2 separate regions of the Mus musculus genome follow, and region 1 is linked to region 2. Evidence: chromatin contacts called from ENCODE Hi-C data. All regions are on one chromosome and are shown on one strand. Each heading gives the region's core, a stretch centred on a gene start or an enhancer-like site at or near the end of the contact. The rest is flanking DNA. Distances are from core to core; before and after follow the strand shown. Region 1 holds the start of Cdkn3 (cyclin-dependent kinase inhibitor 3). Region 2 holds the start of Gnpnat1 (glucosamine-phosphate N-acetyltransferase 1).

Region 1 (3,332 bases), core at 82-2,581, 1.4 Mb before region 2:
GGGAGACTGAGGCACAAGTTCTAGAGCAGTGGTATACATGGCCAGGCTGGCTCAAAAGAAAACACAATATGGGTGGAAGGGTGGAGGATTGTGTATTCAGTAGAGATGACCCAGAAGAGACAAAGCCAGTGGACACTGCTCATCCCCTTTCTAAAACAAAAACAAAAACAAACAAACAAACAAACAAAAAACCCTTTCCACTCCCTAATTGGAACCATCTGAGATCAGACATTTGAACAACACGTGTATACAAAAATATTAGTTTTAAAGAATGTCAAAAGGAGAAAGTAGACTGCGGCTGTGTGATTCCCACATCCATCCAGATCTACCCCTTCCCAGGCAGCAGTGGACTACAGAGGACTCACTTGTGCTTGCCAGAGGAGGTAGATCTCAAGAGAGGAGGAAATAGCGAGCTCTACGTGTGTTCAGTTCCTCTATACCAGAGGTCAGATAGCTCACTCTTCCTCTGGCAACAATGCAGTCGGTAGGCAGCTGACACAGTGGACACAAGACTTGCAAGAGTAACCACCTGACTGCTTGGCTTTCAAGCTCTTCTAGAAAGGTCTTGCTGGAGGAACAGGTGATAACTGGCTGAAATTATAGATTGCGGTTTCTTTGGATTGCTCTTTGGTATAAAACACAACGGAACCCAAATGAAGCCTTTAAGTGGAGTGTCAGCTATGAGGTAGAAACGATATGTCAGGTGGGGCTTCCAAGTCATGGCTAAGACCCCTTTTCTTTCTCCTATAAAACCAGATTTTAAGCTTGTGTGACTTTTCACTCCACCCCTCTCAGCCTGCTGTGGATAAATGCTAACAGGCTTAGACGTCCCTGCCTTCCTCAGGCCCAGGGATTCTGACCTGCAGGAAACAAGACGCAGTGCCCTGAGCTTTCTGAGGGAGGGTGGCTATCGTGATGTCACTCACAAACGGGGTCGTTACAGCCTCTGCATCTGAGGCATCAAGCCACCCACAACCCCGGCCGTGACAGCCTCTGCATCTGAGCTGTCAAGCTGAATGGCTTGGCCCTCTCTGGCAGGGTCGTCGTGAGGCCCCTCAGGTGGGCAGCGAACCGCAGTGCCACAGATCTGCCACTCAGCCTCCCCGACGCGCAGGGCGGTTACTGTGCGAATCGCACCGCTGGCCGCCCAGCAACGCAGCCGAGGCGGTCCAGCGTCTGGCCCCGTGGCGAGGATCCTTCGGGTCCCGGACAGCCCCACTCACCGGCTTCATCGCGGGTCGCCACTCGCCGTAACCAGTGCCGCCGCCCTCGCAGCCTTTAGGACACCGCCCGCGAAGAGCCCGCCCCCGTCAGTCCATTGGTCCGCCCACGTAGGAGGTGGCGCGGGGCGTTCCAGAAACCAATCATATCCTCGCTCTGTTTCTTACTCCGGGGCCTTGCTCAGCCTCTGACTACTCATTGGTTCAGAGGAAGTCTTTGAAAGACGCGCGGAAGGAGGGCCCGGAAGAAAGGGGATTGGCTTGGAGGGCTCCGCCCCTCCGCCAGTTGAGGGCGTGGACGTGGCGAGAGGCGGAGCGAGGCGAAGTGGTTCCTCACAAGTCCAGCGCTTTGGAGACTTTCTGGACTTAATTTCTGAATGATACCAGGATAGGGAGCATTTTCTTTTAAATTGTTTTAACTTTCAGGGCGTGGTAATTGGTGGAGGAGAGCCTTGCATAGGAGGTGTCCCTGGGAAAACTGACATTGCTGTCATATCTAGTCATGTAGATACTTTGGAGAATACTAAATAAAGAGCATAGGCATACTTGACATTGGATGTTCTGTATGTTCTGGATGTTCCAGGATGTACATAAGTTAATGTGTAGATCAGTCTTCCTGTTCACCAAGTAGGAATGTGCTAATATTGTATGAAAAGGAGATAAAATGATATGGGGGTTGGGGGTGGGGTCGACCTTGTCAGGCTTAATCAGCGCCAATATAAGACTGTTCTGAGCCTGCTACATGGGCGCAAGGAACTGAACTAGGGTCCTCTCTGAGAGGACACGCTCTTTATTGGTGAATCTTCTCTCCATTAACTCCCCTGCCCCCCCCCCCCCACCTTCCATTTTCAGTCTTCATTTAGCTGGCTTTGGGAAAGAAAGTCACCTGGAGCAATAGTATCATGGAATTTGAGAAAAGCAGAAGTTTCCTCTTTTACCCTTATGTCAAAGTCAGTGGGCACAGGGCTAGTAGTTAGGGAAAGAAGACAGCACGATTTGACTTAGAAATAGCATTAGTCACGATCCTTCGGAGAAATAGAAGTTGTGTGTGTGTGTGTGTGTGTGTGTGTGTGTGTGTGTGTGTGTGTGTAAAAGAAATGACTTCGGAATGCTGGTGAGTTCAAAATCTAGTGAGAGGTTAGTGGCTGTTGACTCAGAAGATCAGATCAAAGTTCAAGTTCAAAGGCAGAGTGTTGTGGGGGCCAGGAAGAGTCTGTGCTGTAAATTAACTGTGAAAACCATAAGCTAAAGAATCCTCCTTGTGTTAAGAGAATCTTAGCTTTTGTAATATCCAGGCTTCCAACTTGGAAGACAATCTGCTTTACCCAAAGTCTACCAACTTAAATGTAAATTACATCCCCTAATATTCACAATAGTGTTTTTCTAAATATCTGAGCACCTGGCTTAGCCAGGTCAATGCATGTCTTAGTTAGGGTTTCTCTTGCTGCAACGAAACACCATGACCAAAAAGCAAGTGGGGGAAGAAAGGGTTAATTTAGCTTACACTTGCACATTGCTGTTCATTATTGAAGGAAGTCAAGATAGGAATTCACACAGGGCAGGAACTTGGAAGCAGGAGCTGATGCAGAGGCCATGGAGGAGGGCTGCTTACTGGCTTCCTTCCCCTGGCTTGCTCAGCCTGTTTTCTTATAGCAGGCAGGACCACCAGCCCAGGGATGGCACCACCCACCATGAGCTGGGCTCTCCTCCATTGATCACTACTTGAGAAAATGCCTCATAGCAGATATCCTCAACTGAGACTCCTTCCTCTCTGATGACTCTAACTTGTGTCAAGCTGACACATAAAGCAGGCTAGTACAGTGCACAAAATAACATGGAGACCCTCTGGGATTTTCTGTAGTCAGTGAACAATTTTAGACTCATGCTGTCCATATTGGTTGCTCATATCCAAAATCGAAGATTAAGTTAGAATAACTAAGCAAGAAATGCTACTTTACAGGTACTGTCTTTTTTATTTGTTTGCTTTTTTTTGTTTTTTATTTGTTTTGTTTGTTTGTTTTGGTTTTTTGAGACAGGGTTTCTCTGTATAGCCCTGGCTGTCCTGGAACTTACTTTGTAGACCAGGCTGGCCTTGAACTCAGAAATCTGCCT
Region 2 (3,101 bases), core at 283-2,782:
AAGATTAGGAAGCTGTGTCACAAATGTTCAAAGCCACAAGTAAAATGGAAGCACAGCAAAGGAAATTCACATAATCCGAAGACATTTCTACCAAGCTGTTAACATAATGTTAATTCTACAGGCGAAGCCATGGGGACACATGACTTTTTATTCTGTATTTCTCTGATGCTGCAAGTTTTAAAATAAGCAAAATAATGTAGTAAGACATTAAAAAACAAATATTTTGGCTGGCGGGATGGCTCAGTGGGTAAGAGCACCCGACTGCTCTTCCAAAGGTCCAGAGTTCAAATCCCAGCAACCACATGGTGGCTCACAACCATCTGTAACAAGAACTGACTCCCTCTTCTGGTGTGTCTGAGGACAGCTACAGTGTACTTACATATAATAAATAAATCTTTAAAAAAAACAAATATTTTAATGAGTTCAGAGATGGAAGTGGTATACGTCTTGGTATATTCAAGACATTTCTTCCTCCTCCCCTATCTATCTATCTATCTATCTATCTATCTATCTATCTATCTATCTAGTGACAGCATTTCTCTACATATTCGGGGCTGTATTTGATCTAATTGTGTAGAACTGTCTTGAACTCACAGAGATGCACAAAGCCTCTGGTCTCTAGTGCTGGAATTAAAGGCATGCACCAAGTACTACACACACACACACACACACACACACACACACTCGCTGTGTGTGTGTGTGTGTGAATGTATGTATGTATGTATGTATATCTCCAAATCTCTGCTTCCTCACTTGTCAGATGACACTAAATGACACTTAAGAGAGAGACACTGGAGGTAGGAACCTTCCCAGGACTGAGATTACAGAACAAGCACAGTATTTGCTGTATACTGTAAGATGCTTTCAGGGCCCTGGCCTCTACCCCACTCTTCACTGCCTGGAGAACGTAGCCACTTCTTGCCCAGAGTAAGCTGAAATGTTCCGGGTGTCATAGGAAGCAAAGGGCTGCAGTGGAAAGCTCAAGAGAGCTCAAGGGTGAGTGGTTCCAGCTCAGTTTCTAGAAGACAGAAGCCCAGCCTTGTCTCAGACATTTGACAATCAGGAGATGTAATCACCAGTCCTGTTAATGGACTGCATGCAAGTGAGGGAGGGGGACGATGGGACTGACAGGGTAGGAGCCTTAGGGCTCGGAGAATGAAAGGAACCCACACCGGTCATCGCGGTAGGCTGCTTATACTCCTATGGCTTTATTTTCAGATAAGGTGTGAGAGCGACGGTGGTACTCTCGTGCAGTGAGCGAAAGGCAAGTCTGGAAGGTAAACTGATGACGCAAGCTTTGCCCCTGGTCTTTGCCCCACGCCCCGCCCCGCCCCGCCCCGCCTCGCCTCCGGAGCCCAGGAGTGGTGTGCGTGGCCGTGCCTCCGCGTGCGCAGCGGTGCGTGAGGGCGGGGCAGGGCAGAGGCGTTGGTCCGGCCACGTTTGGCCTGGCGGTTCCGGCTGCGGCGCGTGGGGGCGCACGGGGGGCGGGGCTGGAGCTGCAGCCGGATCCGGATGCGGCGGCGCTTTGACCCGCAGGGAGACTGACGCGCCGGGACTGGAGCGTGGTCCGCTCCAGTGCGGTGAGGCGGCCTGGGGCTGGGACGCGAGGGCTGGCGGGCTTGGGACCGCAGAGGCTGAGACGCCCTGCCCGGGAGCCGGGCGGCAAAGCTTGATGCCCGGCAGTCTGGCCGGGCAGGGTCTTGGAGGGCCTAGGAGTGTCCGTGGCGTGGGAATGGGGGACGGTCCTCACCTTTTCTGCCGCCGTCCCTATGAAAGGGCGCGAACCCTCGGTTCCCTTTTACGGGTGTAGCGGTCAGAGCCGCTGAAGACAAGCACCGGCTCTGAAGAGCCCCAGCTGCGCAGACTGTATGAAACCTGGGGTGGGGGAACCTAGAACTTGAACCTCTAGAAACACCAACTGTGTGGTTTCTATTATGTGTTAGAGCTAATGTTTATGTAAGGCAAGCATAAAATTTGTTCCTGTAAAAAAATAAATGGGGGTTTGTTTGGGATTAATTAATCCAAGAGTAGGTCTCAGGAAATGGATTCATTAAGGTAGGAATTGTATGATTCAAACAGATTCCATGATGCAAAGATTGTCATCTGTTGACTTTCCTGCAGTAATGCTCTATGGGAAAATGAGAGGATCCTCATTCCAGGCCACTCATTTGTTGATGAGTGTTAACTAACCTTAGGGCTAGTCTTGGAAACTCGGTGCTCCCAACTGTGCAACTAGACTTGGGGCTAATCAGATCGTGTAGATTAAGTACACTAACGGGAAAGACTTCTTGCTTCATGAAATACTACCTTTCATGAAGATACTCGGAGCTGTCTACTTATCTGTCTGTCTACCTGTAACCTATCACAGCGAGTTTGATTTGGCTGCAGATCATGTTTAGAAATGTGTGAATCCTGGTCTTCAATCTTCCTACTTGTTGCTCCGCTGTTTTTCAGGAAGCAGCCGCTCCCCATCTATATCCAGACTCATTCAGAGGCTGGGAAACCAAACTTGAAGTTGGGTGTATGTCTTTTGTCTTCTCACTTGTGGCCATGTGGCAATCTTTTTTTCTACATGACTTTCTGAAATGTGATTTCTAGATAATACCTTACGTCATTCATTATTCATTGACTAGAGGTTCACTGGACTAGGGCTTAGGCAATACTCAAGCATTGTAAACAAATGCTAATTTAGAAGTTAAACCCTACTGGGTAGAGGGGGAGGGGCTTTTAGTTAGAGTTTACAACCAAACTTAGAGAGGAAGTTAGGTGGTGACCTTTAAGTGCTACAGAATGAAGGCTTCTTGTAGTTTTGTTTTGATAAAACAGCCTGTGTAGCAGGGGCTAGCCTTGAACTTGGGTGGGGGGGGGAGTAGTAGAGAGGGGTACCTTAGAACCAGCTTTTTAAAAAAATCTCCATGTTTAATCAACTCCAATAATTAGTTTTAAAGTGTGTGTGTGTTTGAGATAGGTGTGACTGGGTAGCCTGCTGTCCTTGAGTCCCACACAGTCCATGCTTCAGCCTCCCTAGCACTGAATCCAGGTCTTTGCCACCTCACCTGAATTTTTATTAGATTGTAATTAGGCATGACCTCTGTCAGCAT

The links. A loop is a pair of places that touch in the nucleus more often than their neighbours do.
Region 1: a map of T-helper 2 cell shows a loop between it and region 2 (4-fold over the local background). The contact joins the promoter of Cdkn3 here to the promoter of Gnpnat1 in region 2. A Hi-C loop is called at or near these places in 2 of 37 maps with a recorded cell type or tissue (T-helper 2 cell and regulatory T cell).

The regions. Positions count from the first base shown.
Region 1 is chr14:46,758,540-46,761,871 of GRCm38, reverse strand. Cdkn3 (cyclin-dependent kinase inhibitor 3) reads right to left here and starts at 1,331. Exons shown (of 8, transcript NM_001360041.1): 1 at 1,224-1,331. The coding sequence starts at 1,232.
Region 2 is chr14:45,387,227-45,390,327 of GRCm38, reverse strand. It overlaps Gnpnat1 (glucosamine-phosphate N-acetyltransferase 1), which reads left to right and starts at 1,532. Exons shown (of 6, transcript NM_019425.2): 1 at 1,532-1,580.